Regions from separate parts of the Homo sapiens genome. Here regions 2 and 3 are each linked to region 1. Evidence: read pairs that join two places in POLR2A ChIA-PET (ENCODE). Cell type or tissue: Panc1. All regions are shown on one strand. Links, peaks and the distances in the headings refer to the core of each region. The heading gives the core; the rest is flanking DNA.

Region 1 (5,454 bases), core at 272-5,271:
TGTAGAGACAGTGTCTCCCTATATTGCCCAGGCTGGTCTCAAACTCCTGGGCTCAAGTGATCCTCCTGCCTCGGCCTCCCACAGTGCTGGGATTACAGGCATGAGCCACCACACCTGCCCTCTAATATTCTTTTATTAAAAAGAGAGAAAAATACACAAATAGAAGAGATTGTGACATAGAGGTGAAATTCTCTCAGTTTTGTGTGTGTTTTCCTCTTGAGTTTTTCTCCCATATTTAGGAAAAGATGAATTATAAACTCTTTATGTGCAACTTCTTTAAATATAGCATATATGAGTCTCCACTTCGTATATAGTGTCAAGCTGGTACACAAAACAGATTCTCAGAAAATAAACTAAGAAAATATTCCTCAAGTCTCTATAAATACATATTTTATCACATGTGATTGTACTATATCAATCTCATTTTGAATCTCATTTTGAGAGATGCACTTACACTGTTTGGTATGGCGTTTTGTATTACAGGAATGCTTTTCAGGACTAGCAGTTGCTAAGGGAAGGAAATGCTTAAGCTTGTCTGTAAACATTAACTTCAGCATATACACATTAATAATGGCTTCCCCACCTGTAACCAACCTACTTACCTGGCAGGTTTTATTTCCTAGGCTAAGGATTTTTGAGAACTCTATCATAAAACAGCTGAATTATGACCTCCTTTGGTTTTTACAATATGCAAATACAGCTAAATACTCGTTAATATTCTGCATTTAAATTCTTCTTCTTAATAAAGACATGCACTTTATTCCTGCTCCCACGTATGGTTCCTAAGGTCCCAGAGTTCAGACTTCCTTACAATTTTTAATTCTCTTCTATCTTAAACCTTTTGAGAGCTGAGCAATAAGCTTTTCATTTTCTTCAGAATCAGCTCCAGTCTCAGGATTTTGAGGCCATGTCAGTAGAGTAAGAATGTACCCTCCATGTTTTCTATCAAAAATAAAATATTAACTTGTTTAATAGTTTCAGTTTTGCCAGATGAAAATAATTCTGGTGATGGCTGCAAAACAATTTGAATGTACTTAATACCACTGAACTGTACACTTAAGAATGGTAAAGATGGTAAATATTATGTTTTCTATATTTCACCATGATTTTTTAAAAGTTTAAACAAGGCCGGGCATGGTGGCTCACGCCTGTAATCCCAGCACTTTGGGAGGCCGAGACAGGCGGATCACTAGGTCAAGGAGATCAAGACCATCCTGGCTAACACAGTGAAACCCCGTCTCTACTAAAAATACACAAAAATTAGCCAGGCGTGGTGGTGGGTGCCTGTAGTCCCAGCTACTCAGGAGGCTGGGGCAGGAAAATGGCATGAACCTGGGAGGCAGAGCTTGCAGTGAGCCAAGATCCTGCCACTGCATTCCAGCCTGGGAGACAGAGTGAGACTCTGTCTCAAAAAAAAAAAAAAAAAAAAAAGTTTAAACAAGACAGGAGGATCACCTGAGCCCAGGAGTTCAAGACCAGCCTGGGCAACAAAATGAGATCCCATCTTTACAAAAAAAATTTAAAAATCAGCAGGGTGTGATTGTGTGCTCCTGTGGCCCCAGCTACATGGAAGCATCAGTGAGCCATGTTTTTGCCACTGCACTCCAGCCTGGCTCTGGCTTAAAAAAAAGGCGGGGGGAGTGAGGGGGTAAGAAAAGAGTCAAGAAGACCTGAATCTTTTTTTTTTTTTTTTTTTTTTAATGAAAATGGCATTTGTTCCAGAGGCAAGAGTAGCCTCCAAATTAGTAGAATGCCAGATGGAGATGTGGGGTGGGGTGGGATGGGGAGAAAGGTGTTGAAGCAACTCAATCATGCTACTACTAATAGTTCCTCTTGGGTTGAGACTTAGGATGGTATTAAATTCAATTGTTTTCTTTTCTGTTGTTTTTATACCCGTGTGTGCTCTTGATATTATATTGAGTTGGCGTAGTTGCTTGCAGTCAGTAGATAAGAATAGTAATGGGATAATATGTATGAAAAATATTGACAGCACAATACTTTTCTCTTTCATGGAGTTCAGACATAATTTGGGAGAAATAAAGATAGGTAGTCAATGTCTATCCAGCACATCCTAAAATTTATGTTCATTGTTGTAGAAAAATGTATATAATCTAAGTTCCCATAGTTTCAGGAGAAAACAAATTGTAAATTAAACTTTCTGTATTTTTGCTCCATACCCCAAGATTTTACATATCTACATCTAACTATAGCCTCTTCAAGTACTCCTATTGTTTGAAAACAGAAAACTTTAAAATGGAAAAGTGGGCTCCTCCTTTTGTCCTTTCTTACTTGAATTTTCTATTTTGAAAAGAATAATAGGGGAGAATTTCACAGGGCTCTAATTTATTTGACCCCTCTTTTTCCTGTTTTCCTATTATGACTTTAATAATATACTTTTATTTGAAAATATTTCTAAGAGTCACTTTTTTGGGGAGAAGAATTAGTATGCAGTTTTGTTATAGGCACCTCAGTTAGATCATAGTAATAATGGTGATATAAGAGAAAAACAATTCTGACTCTTATAAAATTATCAGAAGGGAAATTTTCCAGTTTATTAAAACAGAAAGGACAGTTGGTTTGGTTTAGTCATCAAAATAAACTCTGACTAACTAGATTCCCAAGTTCTATATTGTGCTTGAATTTTCCATTGGGAATGAAACATTCCACTGCCCTTTTTACTGTTTAACTTAAGCTGCTGTGAACACTCAGAGAATGGCCCTGTGGCTGAGCTGCTTATTTTTTTTTTTTAATCTATTCATTTTATACTTTCAGACAGATTTTTCCCTGGGGTGAAACAAAGGTTAACTGAAATTTCCTCTGTTGTGTACCTGAACGAATCAGCAGTTCGAGAAGGAAATCCCATTGATGGGCCAAGAGAGTGACAGGCTCTATTTAAAGAATTCCCCCGACTGTGTGGTAGACCAGCCATGCCATGAATTTAACTGTTCCTGTGGTCCCCATACTTGTACCCACCAAAAAAAAAGAGAGAGAGAGAGAAAGCGACTTTGTTCTGCAAACGTTGGCCTAAGCTTTGAAAACCATGAGCCATTGAGTTTTGTGAATTCAAGTTAGACAGTAACAGAGGCCAAGACTCTAAGCGAACAATATCTGAAAAGGAAGTACACAAAAACAGGTAGAAACTGTTTAACTGTTTTATTTCTCTGTGTATATACATATTTATGTGTGTTTATACACACAAAAAAATACCTTTTTTGCATTTTATGTAGCCAGTCCTAATTACATTTGATCAATAGTGTTTGTTAAATTTTTTTAAATATGTAACAAATATGAAGGTTTTTCTTGTTTTTACAGCTTTTTTGCTCCATAAAAGTATCCTGGTTTTTATCAGGACATATTATATGTATTGGAAATGAAAGTCAGCACGGTGTGAGTTTAAATGGTTAAAAAAAAAATGGATTTTTATATTACCTCTGCAGGAGCTTCTGTTAGGACCAGCTCATGTATTTTGTATTTTTTCTGTATAAGGGAAACTGCTTTAAATATGAAAAGATGGTATCTTAAGTTGGATTAAACATCCGTAATTCATGTGTATTTAACCTCAGGACTTGTGAGCCTTGTTGAAAAATCCAGCTTTAAACCTTCCCTGTAGGCCTCAATAGTGCATACTGCATTGGGATTATAAATAGTCAGTCTGTTTCTGGAGTGTAGGTTAGTATGTATTCCCAGGAGGCATGAACTATTTACATTTCTAACAAATGTTTCACATATGTTGCTGATTCATATTTCTATGTACAAATTTAGGCTTTAATTTTTTTAATTTCCTTTTTTATTAGAAGTTTTGTTATAAAAAGTTTCTTAAGTGTTTCATTCTTTCTAGCATGGGTGGCTTAAGGAGATTGGAGGGGAGCGTTTCATTTATTTATATAGAGATTTTGATGTTTTGAAAGACAATAGAATTAATAGAGAAAATTGTCCAGATATCCAGCGCTTGGATTTTTGTTTGAGAAGTTTGAGGAAGCAGATGCCATTTGAGTTGGTTTCTATGGAAAAATTTATCTTAGAGATGATGTAGGGCTATATTTATGTTCACAAATGAGAAATTGAAGCTGAGAGAAAGAGAAAATGTTTAATACATAATTACTCAATATGTCTTGGAAGAACCTAGGTTTTTATTCATACCTGGTGTTTCTTTATAAACTGCCTCTCTTTTATCTTGAGATGGTATTTTCGAAATTATTTCTCTTTCTCATTTTCTTCTACCATTTCCTGACATTTTCTTGTCTTTTGTTCTATTCTTCTTCGTCTCTTATTTTTCTATATTGGTTGTACTGTAAATAGGTTGCTAGCAACACACCTTAGGAGCAGGCTTTTGGGGAATGGGTCTAAGTATTCCATTTGGCCTATAATAGGCTATATTGTTGTTTTGGAATATAATTTTGAAAAAATCAAATTTATATTTATCCTGCTAGTTGATCAAGCTATAAATCAATCAATACTTACTAGTTGCTGCTTATATAAATAGAAGAGTTAACCAGTGACTCAGACAGATGACAATTGACTATTAAAGATTTTTTTAAATTGGCATATGTTTAGGAAAATCACTTGTTTCTTCAAAATTTATTCATTAAGCAGTATTTTTTGAGCACTTACTATGTGACAAACACCACACAGGTGATAGAGATACAACAGAGAGGAAGATGGAACTGGTTCCTGTCTCCTTACATCCTGGTGTAATTATATAATAAAAGTTAACCACAAGTAGAAACTTGGGGCATTATTTTTGTAAAATCTCAGTCAAGTTTCTCTCTACATAGAAGACTAGTATAACTTCAGATACCATCATTCATATCCATATCAGAATATAGTCCTATGTTAAAAGTAGAAAGATGCAATTTTAAACATGTTTTCCCATTAGTAATTGTCATGTGGTACATGATGAAATGAAATTGTTGAAATGAGTACCAGTAATTTTATTATTAGAGAAAGTCAGAACACTATTAATAAAATAATTTAGGGAGATTATATAGCATATTGGTTAAGAGCATGGTTTGGATGTAAACATGGGTTTGAGCCCTCTAGTCTGCCACTGAGAAGATTTTTGGTATTAAATCAATTATTATTCATATTTTTATGAATTCATAAACCTCACCTGTTCTCATCTGTGAAATAAAATTGTAATACCTACCTTTATAAGATTGTTATGAGAGTTAAATTAGAAATACAGGCTGGGCATAGTGGCTTATGCCTATAATTCCAGCACTTTGGGAGGCCAGGGTGGATCACTTGAAATCAGGAGCTTGAGACCAGCCTGGGCAACATGGTGGAACCCCATCTCTACTAAAAACACAAAAATTAGCTAGGTGTGCTTGAATTCTCAGCTACTCGGGAGGCCAAGGCACAAGAATTTGCTTGAGTCCGGGAGTCTGAGGCTGCAGTGAGCCAAGATCACACCACTACACTCCAGCCTAGGCAAATGAGTGAGACCCTGTCTCA
Region 2 (5,454 bases), core at 198-5,197, 190 kb after region 1:
AGGAGGCGGAGGCTGCGGTGAGCCAAGATCGCGCCATGGTGCTACAGGTTGGGCAACAAGAGCAAAACTCCGTCTCGATAAATAGATAAATAAATAAATTTCTGCTTTCACTTCCTTGCTTTGTTTGTGTGTTTTGTCCAATTCTTCAAAATGCCAGAGAACATGGACAACTACCTTCAAGTGGTAATACCTGACTTTTTACAACAAATTTAATATCAATTTAATCAAATATAATATTTTTAAGCCAAACTATAATAGCAAAAGAAGAAAACCTGGAAAGAATTTTTTTTTTTTTTTTTAAGATAGAGTCTTGCTCTGTCGCCCAGGCTAGGGCAGTGGCACGATCTCAGCTCACTGCAACCTCCACCTCCCAGGTTCAAGGAATTTTCCTGCCTCAACCTCCCAAGGAGCTGGAACTACAGGCTCATACCACCGTGTCCGGATAATTTTTGTATTTTTTCGTAGAGATGGGGTTTTGCTATTTTGACCAGGCTAGTCTTGAACTCCTGACCTCAGGTGATCTGCCCACCTTGGCCTCCCAAAGAGCTGGGATTACAGGCGTGAGCCACTGCACTTGGCCAAACAATATATTTTATAATCTTGAAGTAAAGTAGACCTTTTTAAACAAAATACAAAGCCTGAGCGGTAGAGAGTAAGTCTGATAAATGAAGCTAAATAATAATTTACATTTTTCTATTGTGCAAAAAATTCCATAATTGAAAGACAAAGAATAGAGAAAACCATTTGCAACACATAACATAGATTTTAAAAAAAATTTTTAGAGACAAGAGTCTCACTCTGTCATCCAAGCTGGAGTACGGTGGCATGATCAACTCACTACAGCCTGAACCTTCTGGGCTCAAGCAATCCTCCTGCCTCAGCCTCCCTAGTAGTTGGGATTACAGGCATGTGCCATCATGCCTGGCAAGTTTTTATTTTTTGTAGAGATGGGGTCTCACTGTGTTGCCCAGGATGGTCTCAAATTCCTGACCTCAAGCAGTCTTCCTGCCTCAGCCTCCCAAAGTGCTAGGATCACAGGCATGAGCCAATGTGCCCGGCCATAACATAGATTTAAAAGGCTAGGTTCCTTAACATATAAAGAGTTCCTGTATCTCATTAAGACCAATAACCAACTGTAAAAATAAGCAAAGGACACAAATAGAGAATTCATAGAACAAGACATAAAAATGGCTGACGCCTGTAATCCCAGCACTTTAGGAGGCCGAGGCTGGCGGATCATGAGGTCAGGAGTTCGAGACCAGCCTGACACACATGGTGAAACCTCATCTCGACTAAAAATGGAAAAATTAGCCAGGCGTGGTGGCACGTGCCTGTAATCCCAGCTACTCAGGAGGCTGAGGCAGGAGAATCGCTTGAACCCCAGAGGCAGAGGTTGTGGTGAGCCCAGATGGCGCCACTGCACACCAGCCTGGGTGACAGAGCAAGACTCCGTCTTAAAAAAAAAAAAGAAAAAGGAAAAAGAAAATGGCTGATAAACATGAAAAGATTCTCATTCTACCTCATACAAAAGAAATACTAAATATAATACAATGAGATATCATTATTCAACTATCTGGATCAGAAAAAAATCAAACTATTTTATAACATGCCATGTTTGCAAGGGTTTAGGTATAAGCAGCCATTCTTATTCACAGCTAGTGGGAGTAGAAATTGGTACAGATTCTACAGAAGTCAATTTGGCAGTATCTACTAATGGAATCCACTCAGAACTACTGATGTGCTATGGAGATTATTTTAAGCTGAAAACATCTAACAAACAGCAGCCATAAAGAAAAAATCTTATCTAAGCTTCTTTCCTTGATTTATCCAAAGCTTCCTGAAAATACAACCATCACAAATCCCCTTTCCAGGTGGTTTACAACCAGAAAGGAGATAGCTCATTTGCACCTGGATGAGAAATTACATAAACAAAAGGTTATCAGAATTGTCTGTACCTTCCACTTCTTTGCTTTCACTTGTTTCTCACTAGTTTCTCACCATTTGCTTTCCCTTGAAGTCCGAACTCTCTTCCTTGAAGGTCCTGTCTCTCCTTATTAAGATGATACATAAATCCTTAACTCTAACTGTAGGGAGTGTCACTTTTTCTGTACACTTCCACATACATGAATAAACTTGTCTTTTCTTCTGTCAATCTGTCTTTTTTCAGTTAATCTGTAGGGCTCCAATCATTGAATCTTAAGTTGGCAAAAATTCATCTACAAATAATCTCTTACTCAGTGAGATCACACTTTTAGAATTTTATCCCACACATATACACAAGTATAAAATCACATATGCACAGTTATTTATTGCAGCATTATTTGTATTAAAAAACAATCCAAAACAAACAATTCATCAGTGAGGACTAACTAAATAAATTAGAGTACATCCATACAATTGAATCTATGAAGTTGTTAAACAAAATATTGAGGGAGGCTGGGCGCAGTGGCTCATGCCTGTAATTCCAGCACTTTTGGAGGCCAAGGCAGAAGGATCACTGGAGTCCAAGTGTTCAAGACCACCCTGGGCAACATAGGGAGGCCCCATCTCTGCAAAAAATACAGAAATTAGCCAGGTTTGGTGGCGTGCACCTGTAGTCCAAGCTACTTGGGAGCCTGGGTGCAAGGATCACTTGAGCCTGGGACATCAAGGGTGCAGTGAGCCATGATCATGCCACTGCACTCGCAGTGAGCCATGATCATGCCACTGCACTCCAGCCTGGGCGACAAAGTGAGATCCTGTCTCAAAAAGAAAAAAAAAAAATTGAGGAAAGAAAAAAAAAAAAAGAATGAGGAGACTTTCACTTTTGCTATAACAGAGTAACTAACTGCTCCCGTACTTGTCCTCCGTGAGTAAACACCTAGAAAACTAGAAAAAAAAAAGGTGAAATAATGTTTTTAGACATTGGACAGTAGGCAGCACAAAACAGTGATTCCTGAGAGAGGGGGGAACAAAAGCAAGGGAGCCTTACAATTGCTCCAGTTTTCTTCCCGGAGACACTTTCTGGACAACGAAACAGGAAGGAGAGTTCAAACAGAGCATGGTAGTCTCCCACTGATTTGAGGAGAGAGATTGGAATTCCAAGAGAGTGAGTCAGCAGGAATTTGCAGGGTAAATTACTGGAGAAGAGGCACCTAGGCATAAAAAGCCTTCCAGAAATTCTTCCTAGGAATCTTCCACAGTCTGTTAGTGATTACCAAACTGTGTATGAGTAAGATGAAACTCTAAAATAGGCCAGGCAAAGAACAATTCTGAAAAATCACACAGAGATGGGAAACATTCAAATTCTGACTAAAGCTGAATAATAAAAATAAGATTTTGTTTGTTTTTCAATTTCTTTAAAAGAAAGGCTTTTGGCCGGGCACGGTGACTCACGCCTGTAATCCCAGCCCTTTGGGAGGCTGAGGTGGGCGGATCACAAGGTCAGGAGTTCGAGACCAGCCTGGTGAATGTGGCGAAACCCCGTCTCTACTAAAAATACAAAAAAATTAGCCAGGAGTGGTGGCAGGCACCTGTAGTCCCAGCTACTCAGGAAGCTGAGGCAGGAGAATCACTTGAACCTGGGAGGCAGAGGCTGTGTGAGCCGAGATTGTGCCACTGCACCCCAGTCTGGGCAACAGGGCGAGACTCCGTCTCAAAAACAAAAAAAAAAAGAAAGGCTTTTACATTGTATGTGAAATGGTGTAATATTATCTCTATGTACACGGATATTTTAAAGATGCATTTTTTTTCTTTTTTTTTTTTTTGAGATGGAGTTTCACTCTTGTTGCCCAGGCTGGAGTGCAATGGCTCAATCTCGGCTCACTGCACCTCCGCCTCCCAGGTTCAAGCGATTCTCCTGCCTCAGCCTCCCTAGTAGCTGGGATTACAGGTGTGTGCCACCATGCCCAGCTAATTTTGTATTTTTAGTAGAGATGGGGTTTCACCACGTTGGTCAGGCTGGTCTCAAACTCCTGACCTCAGATGATCCACCCACCTCGGCCTCCCAAAGTGCTGGGATTGCAGGCATGAGCCACCATGCCTGGCCAAAGATGCATGTTATAAACCCTAGAGCAGGGGTCAGCAAATATTTTCTATAAAGGGACAGACAGTAAATATTTTGGGCTTTGCAAACTGCAAGTGGTCTCTGTTGCATATTCATCACATATTTTTCTTCCTCCTTTTGTTTTTGTTTTGTTTTGTTTTTGCAACTCTTAAGAAATGTATAAACATTCTTAGCCCAAGGATTATATAAAAATAGGCCAAATTTAGCCATTGGGACATTGTTACAAACTGAATGTTTGTGTCTCCTCCACCTGGATTGATGTGTTGCAGCCCTAACCCCCAGTGTGATGGTATTAGGAGGTGGGACCTTTGGGAGGTAATTAGCTTTAAATGAGATCTTGAGGGTAGAGCACCCAGGATGGGATTGGTGGCTGTAAAAGAAGAGGAAGATGGAGTGGTGCCTCACACCTGTAATCCCAGCACTTTGGGAGGCTGAGGCAGGCAGATCATGAGGTCAGGAGTTTAAGACCAGCCTGACCAACATGGTGAAACTCCATCTCTGCTAAAAACCCAAAAATTAGCCAGGTGTGGTGGTGCACACCTGTAATCCCAGCTACTCAGGAGGCTGAGGCAAGAGAATCGCTTGAACCCAGCATGCGGAGGTTGCAGTGAGCCGAGATAGCACCACTGCACTCCAGCCTGGGCAACAGAGCAAGAATCTGCCTCAAAATAAATAAATAAATAAATAAATAAATAAATAAATAAATAAGAGAAAGAGACACTAGAGCTTCTCTCTCCGTCGTGTGAGGATACAGCAAGAAGGTGGCTGTCTACAAGGCAGAAAGGGGGCCCTCACCAGGAACTGAATCTGCTGGCGCCTTGATCTTGGATATTAGAGCCTCAAGAACTGTGAAAAATAAAGGTCTGTTGTTTAAGTCACTCACTCTGTGGTATTTTGTTATAGCAACCCAAGCCGACTAAGACAGTCATATTTGCCACCCCCTTCTCTAGATCAACCACCGAAAACACTAAAGAGGTATATCTAATAACCAATAGTGGAAATAAAATAAATACTAAAAAAATTCTAATAATCCAAAAGAATGCAGGAAAAAGGAATAAAAAAGGAATGGCACAAATAGAAAACAGTAACTGAATGGTAGATTTAAACCCAACAATGTTGATAATTACACTAAATGTAAATGCTCTAAAAGCTTCAATTAAAAGGCAGTGATTGTTAGACTGAATTAAAAAAAAGACCCAACTATATGCAGTGCATAGAAAACCTGTTTTAAATATAAAGACATAAATAGGTTGAGAGTAAAAAATATGGAAAAAGATATATCATATAAACGACAATCATAAGAAAACCGGAGTGACTATATTAATATTTGGTAAAGTGGATTTTAGGATAAGTTATACTGCAAGATATTAAGAAAGACAATTCTAATGATAAAAGGGTGAATTAATAAA
Region 3 (5,454 bases), core at 198-5,197, 120 kb before region 1:
AGACTCTGTCTCAGAAGGAAGGGAGGGAGGGAAAGGAGAGAAAGAAAAGAAAAGAGAGAAGAGAAAGAAAAGAAAAGAAGAAAAGAAACAGGGTCTCCCTCTATTGCCCAGGCTGGAGTACATTGGCATGATCATGGCTTACTGCAGCCTTGACCTGGGCTTACTTGATTCTCTTACCTCAGACTCTTGTGTAGGTCAAACTATAGGCATTCACCATCACATCTAAGTTTTTTTTAGGTATTTATTCACTCTGTGGTCCAGGCTGGTCCCAAACTCCTGGGTTCAAGAGATCTACTTGCCTTGGCCTTCCAAAGTGTTGACATTACAGTCATGAGCCACTGCACCCAGATGCATTTCTGTATAGATTTTAAGTGTAGTCCGTTTCTTCCAGAAAGTGTGGTGGGGGGTGAATTGGGATTGTGTTCAATCTGTATATCCATTGAGAATTGACATATTAAAAATATTTAGTATTCCAGATCGTGAACACGGTATATCTGTCTATTTAGGTCTTCTTTTATTTCTGTCAACAATATAACTTTAGTTTATAAATCTTCTGTCAAATTTATCCCTGAGTGTTTTATATTTTTTGATGCTATTGTGAAATGATACCAGTTTAAAATTACAGTTTCCAGTATTACTGGTATATATTGATCTTGATTCCTATAACTTTGCTGAAATCACTTACTAGTTCTAGAATTTTTTTTCTTTTTTGGTAGATTCTTTTGGATTTTTAAGTTGTGGAACTTATCACCTGGGAATAAAAAAGGCAGTTTTACTTCTTTCCAATGCAGATGACTTTTTTGTTTTTTTTTTCTTGCCATATTGGATGGAAGGGAACCTTAAGTATAGGGCGAGAGTGAACATCCTTGTCTTGTTCCTGTTTTTGAGGGAAAGTATACAGTCTTTCATTATTATGTAAATATTAGCTGTAGGTTTTTTGTAGATACCCTTTATTGGTTTGAGGAAATTTTCTTTGGTTTGCTGTTTTTACCAGGAGTAGATGTTGGATTTTGTCAAATGCTTTTTGTGGGTCTGATCGAGATAATCACACAATTTTAATATAGTGAATTACATGACTTGAATTTTCAAATATTAAAGTGGTCTTGTATTTCTGGGTTAAATCACATTTTGGTCATGCAATATTATTTTTTTAACCCTTTTTGCATTTAGAAAAAAAGCTGCAGCTTGCTGCCAGTTCTCATGTAATTTCACATAAACACACTCTTTGAGGCTGAAGCAAATCTGATTTTCAGTGTGAAAATAAAATATAAAAACTGTTCTTGGAGTTATTTCTAAACAGAACTAACATCAGAATCATCTGACTCATCAGAATCATCTGTTTTGGAAAATTCAGATTCATCAAATTAGTCTTCGGCCAACTGAGAACAATGTTAACATCACCTTTAGGAATGTTATGCAGGTGAGTTTATAATTGCAAATTTAATTTTTTAAATAGACATAGCTAATCAGGCTATCAGTTTCTTCAGAAAGCTTCACTGGTTCATGTGTTTGGAGGACTTAAGAAAAATCTCATCTAAGTTGCTGATTTTATTGGCACAAAGCTGTTTATAATATTCCCTCAGTTATGTGTAGAATCTCGGCTGGGTGGGGTGGCTCACGCCTGTAATCCCAGCACTTTGGGAGGCTGAGGTGGGCGGATCACGAGGTCAGGAGTTCGAGACCAGCCTGGCCAGCATGGTGAAACCCCGTCTCTACTAAAAATACAAAAAATTAGCCAGGCAGGGTGGTGCACACCTGTAGTCCCAGGTACTCGGGAGGCTGAGGCAGGAGAATTGCTTGAACCTGGCAGGCAGAGGTTTGCAGTGAGCCGAGATCGCGCCACTGCACTCCAGCCTGGGTGACAGAGCAAGACTCCATCTCAAAAACTAATAATAATATGTGTAGAATCTCTAGTGATACCACTTTTCTCATTTTTTTTCCTGGTATGTCTGTCTTGAGATTAGTAAATTTTAATGACTTTCTCAAGGAACCAACTTTTGGTTTCACTGATTTTTCTCTATTTTTTTTTAACTTTTTAAACTTTTTTTATTTTTAACTTTTTAAAAATTACATTCTTTTTAATGTTTACAGTGGATTTTATTTGCTCTTATTTTTCTGTTTTCTTAAGGTGGAAGCTCAGGTTGTTGATTTGAGATCATTCTTTTAGTGCTATCAATTTCCCACTAAGTACTTCTTTAGGGCATCCCACAAATTTTGCTATGTTGTGTCTTTATTTTCTCTTTGTTCAAAATACGTTCTGATTTCCTTTGTGATTTCTCCTTTGACCCAGGGGTTATTTAGAAGTGTGTTATTTAATTTCTGTACGTAATTTGGGATTGTCCAGAGATCTTTCTGTGGTTAATTTCTAATTTAATGTATTGTGTTCAAATAAAATACTTTGTAAAACTTCAATCCTTTTAAGTTTGTTGAAATGTATTTTATAGCCCAGAATATGGCTCTCTTGATAAATATCCTGCGTAAGAATGCCATTTAAAGGTCAGATTTTGGAAAATTTCAAAAAATTTCTTTCAGTTTTTTGGCCCTCTTTGGAGATTGGAATTATATGTGTACTAGGCTGCTTGAAGTTGTCTCACATATCAGTGATGCTTTTTATGGGTTATTTTTTACTTTTTTCTCTCTGTTTTATTATAGATAGTTCCTTGTTTTGTCTTCAAGGTCATTTTTTTCTTCTGCAGTGTCTATTCTGTCCAATGTGTTTTTAATACCAGATATTGTAGCTTTCCTTTTTTTTTTTTTCTTTTTTCCTTTTAGAGATGGGATCTTGCTTTGTTTCCAGGCTGGTCTTGAACTCCTGGCCTCAGCTTCCATATGTGCTGGGATTATAGGCATGAGCCACCATGCCTGGCCAAATATTGTAACTTTCATCTCTAAAGTTTTATTTTGGTCTTTCTAATATCTTCCATGTCTGTACTATTTGAATGTAAGGAATATAGTTGTAACAATGGTTTTAATGTTCTTGTCCCCTAATTTTAACATCTTTTTCAAGTCTGGGTTAGTATTAATTGATTTTTCTCCTTACAATGAGTCATACTTTCCTGCTTTTTTGCATGCCTTGGAATCTTTGATTAGAAGCCAGACATTAATTTTAACTTGTTTTATGCTGGTTATTTTTATATTCCTACTAATATTCTTGACCTTTGTTCTAGGATAAAATTAAATTACCAAGAAATGGCTTAATCCTTTTGGGCCTTGCGTTTAAGATTTGCTAGGTGGAAACAAGAATGTTTGGGGCTAACTAATCCTACTACACAACCCTTCTTACTGCTCTATGCAACATCATGTAAATTGATGAGATTTTGCAGTCTCACTGGTGGAAATAGACACTATTCCCATCCCTGTGTGAATGCCTGGTACTATTCTCTGTAATCCTTTTGGGTGATTCTTTCCCCAGCCTCACATGTTTTCTTTACACATTTTGAACACTTTGCCGAATATTCAGAAATATTCTCCTTTGGAGATCTGTGGGAGTATTTCTCTGTGTAGCATTCTCTCCTTTATTACTAGATCTTTCAAATTTATTTGTCTTTAGTCTTCCTGGGTTCTCATCCCTTTCTGCTAAACTCCAGGAGTTTGTCAAGAGTCTACCTGGGTTCTTGCTGTCTGTTCTGGGGCCTGGAAAATCTGAAGGCAATAAACTTTGGGCAGTGCTAGAATTCACCTAGATGTCTTTCATGGATTATTGTCCTGTTTCTTAATGTCTCGTGTTTTAAACGCTTTTTCATGTGTTTTGTCTATTTTTTGTTTATTTTTTGATGGTTTCAGGTGGGACGGGAAATCTGATCCCTGTTAATTTATCTGAGTTGGAAGTGGAAGTCTGCTACTCACTCTTGATTTCTGTGTAATAATTTGAGGTTTGACTTAATGCTTTAGAGCACATTAGACTGTTTCACCTATCCCTCTAAAGGTTTATGTATTTATATGTCAAAAAGGTTATAAAAACAAAACAAAAAAAGCATAGTTTTAAAACTGCTTATTGGGAAGATAAGAATTCACTTTACATTTACGATCTCATATTTTGGCATATTCGGTATTTCCTCCATAACGCCTACTAAAATTAAATTATGTAAACAAAGTACCCAGGCCAGGCGTGCTGGCTCATGCCTGTAATCCCAGTGCTTTTGAGAGCCGAGGCAGGAGGATTGCTTGAGCCCAGGAGTTCAAGACTAGCCCTAGCAACATAACAAGACCCCATCTCTACAAAAACAAAGTACCCAGTACATATTTGAGGAGTAGAAAATTAGCATCTACTGAGGTTTATCAAATACCCAGCCTTGGGCCAGATGCTGGAGGGACACAGCCAAATCTGACAGGGACCCGCCCTCAGGAGCCCACATTCTAGTAGGGGAGACAGAGTCACAGCCGTAATGACAGAAACCAGTGCATTAGATAAGCAATACTTTATCTTAAGTCTAATTAATAATTTAATTTTAAAAGTTCCAGGACCCTTCCTACATCCCGAGACATTCTAATTCTCTGCCGTTTGTGTAGCAATTCTTTGAACTGTTGAAAGATCTCCTGACAAATTGTTACTGATATTGTGTTAAGCAATAATCTTAACCTTCCCAGTAAATGAACTGGAATGCCCAATTTTAAGTTTCTCTATTTATGAAGAAACAAAATACAGGGGTCATAGTCAGGATACTGCCTATGGTACATTTTAAAATTTCTGGGTCTACTAGGATATAATCTTTCTTAACCTCTTTTGAGATTTGATGTCAGTTCAAGGGAAGCATTCCATTGATGTCAGGAAGGCAGCTATTTGTTGACTGAAATTCTGGTACTCTGGCATAAGCTCGTTCTAAAAATCCACAAATATGTTGTTAATAGAATGGGACCATACTTTTCACTTGGGGGCCTACCCGCTAGAGGTGAGATGTCATCCTTGAGATGTTTGGAAGACTTTGTGAGATTTTTTTTTCTTTTGCAAACTAGACGTGCGCCAGCTTCTCTGACCTAAATGTAGCTCCAGTGGGAATTTCACTATGGATACTTTATCTTAAGTCTAATTCCCCTGGTAACCCAACATTGCTGGTTTTAGAATTTAATAGTCTTCAGAAATTTTTTAAGATAAATTTGCTATTTTCTTTATTATCTTTTAATTACTTTTATAACATGGGGTTTTTGTTGTGTGTATATACTAGCATTCCTTTGGACACAAAGTAGACTATAAAGAAAATTTCTAAATTCTGAATGCAGTTTCTCATTGATTTTAATTATTGCTATGTTCCTTTTGAAAATTTTTTGGCTGGCTCTGGCAACTTATGCCTGCAGTCCCACCCAGCACATTTTGAGGCCAAGGCAAGTGGTTTGCTTGAGCCCAGCAGTTCAAGACCAGCCTGGGTAACATGGCGAAACCATGTCTCTACAAAAAATACAAAAGATAGGGCTTGGTGGCATGCATTTGTAGTCCCAGCTACTCAAGAGGCTGAGGCT

Evidence for each region. ChIA-PET counts read pairs that join two places held together with the same protein. Peaks named below come from ENCODE experiments on the same cell type or tissue, not always from the same donor. Only the 100,000 strongest peaks of a DNase experiment are listed, where the experiment ranks them.
Region 2: POLR2A ChIA-PET joins it to region 1 with 13 read pairs; 1 of 35 experiments calls an interaction of 5 or more read pairs at or near these places.
Region 3: POLR2A ChIA-PET joins it to region 1 with 6 read pairs; 4 of 35 experiments call an interaction of 5 or more read pairs at or near these places.

What each region holds. Positions count from the first base shown.
Region 1 is chr9:37,281,196-37,286,649 of GRCh38, forward strand. All of the region lies in intron 2 of ZCCHC7 (zinc finger CCHC-type containing 7), which reads left to right. Among named protein-coding and RNA genes, the nearest start is that of LINC01627, 110 kb to the right of the region's middle. In Panc1, for the core only: no CTCF peak of the experiment used is centred there; a DNase peak (open chromatin) is centred at 2,709; H3K27ac peaks cover 1,784 bases.
Region 2 is chr9:37,469,452-37,474,905 of GRCh38, forward strand. No RefSeq gene overlaps it. Among named protein-coding and RNA genes, the nearest start is that of ZBTB5, 6.7 kb to the left of the region's middle. RefSeq lists an enhancer at 1-305. In Panc1, for the core only: no CTCF peak of the experiment used is centred there; a DNase peak (open chromatin) is centred at 3,090; H3K4me3 peaks cover 1,360 bases; H3K27ac peaks cover 4,911 bases.
Region 3 is chr9:37,164,516-37,169,969 of GRCh38, forward strand. All of the region lies in intron 2 of ZCCHC7 (zinc finger CCHC-type containing 7), which reads left to right. It overlaps LOC105376033 (a long non-coding RNA gene), which reads left to right. Exons shown (of 2, transcript XR_001746665.2): 1 at 1-1,420. Among named protein-coding and RNA genes, the nearest start is that of ZCCHC7, 47 kb to the left of the region's middle. In Panc1, for the core only: no CTCF peak of the experiment used is centred there; no DNase peak of the experiment used is centred there.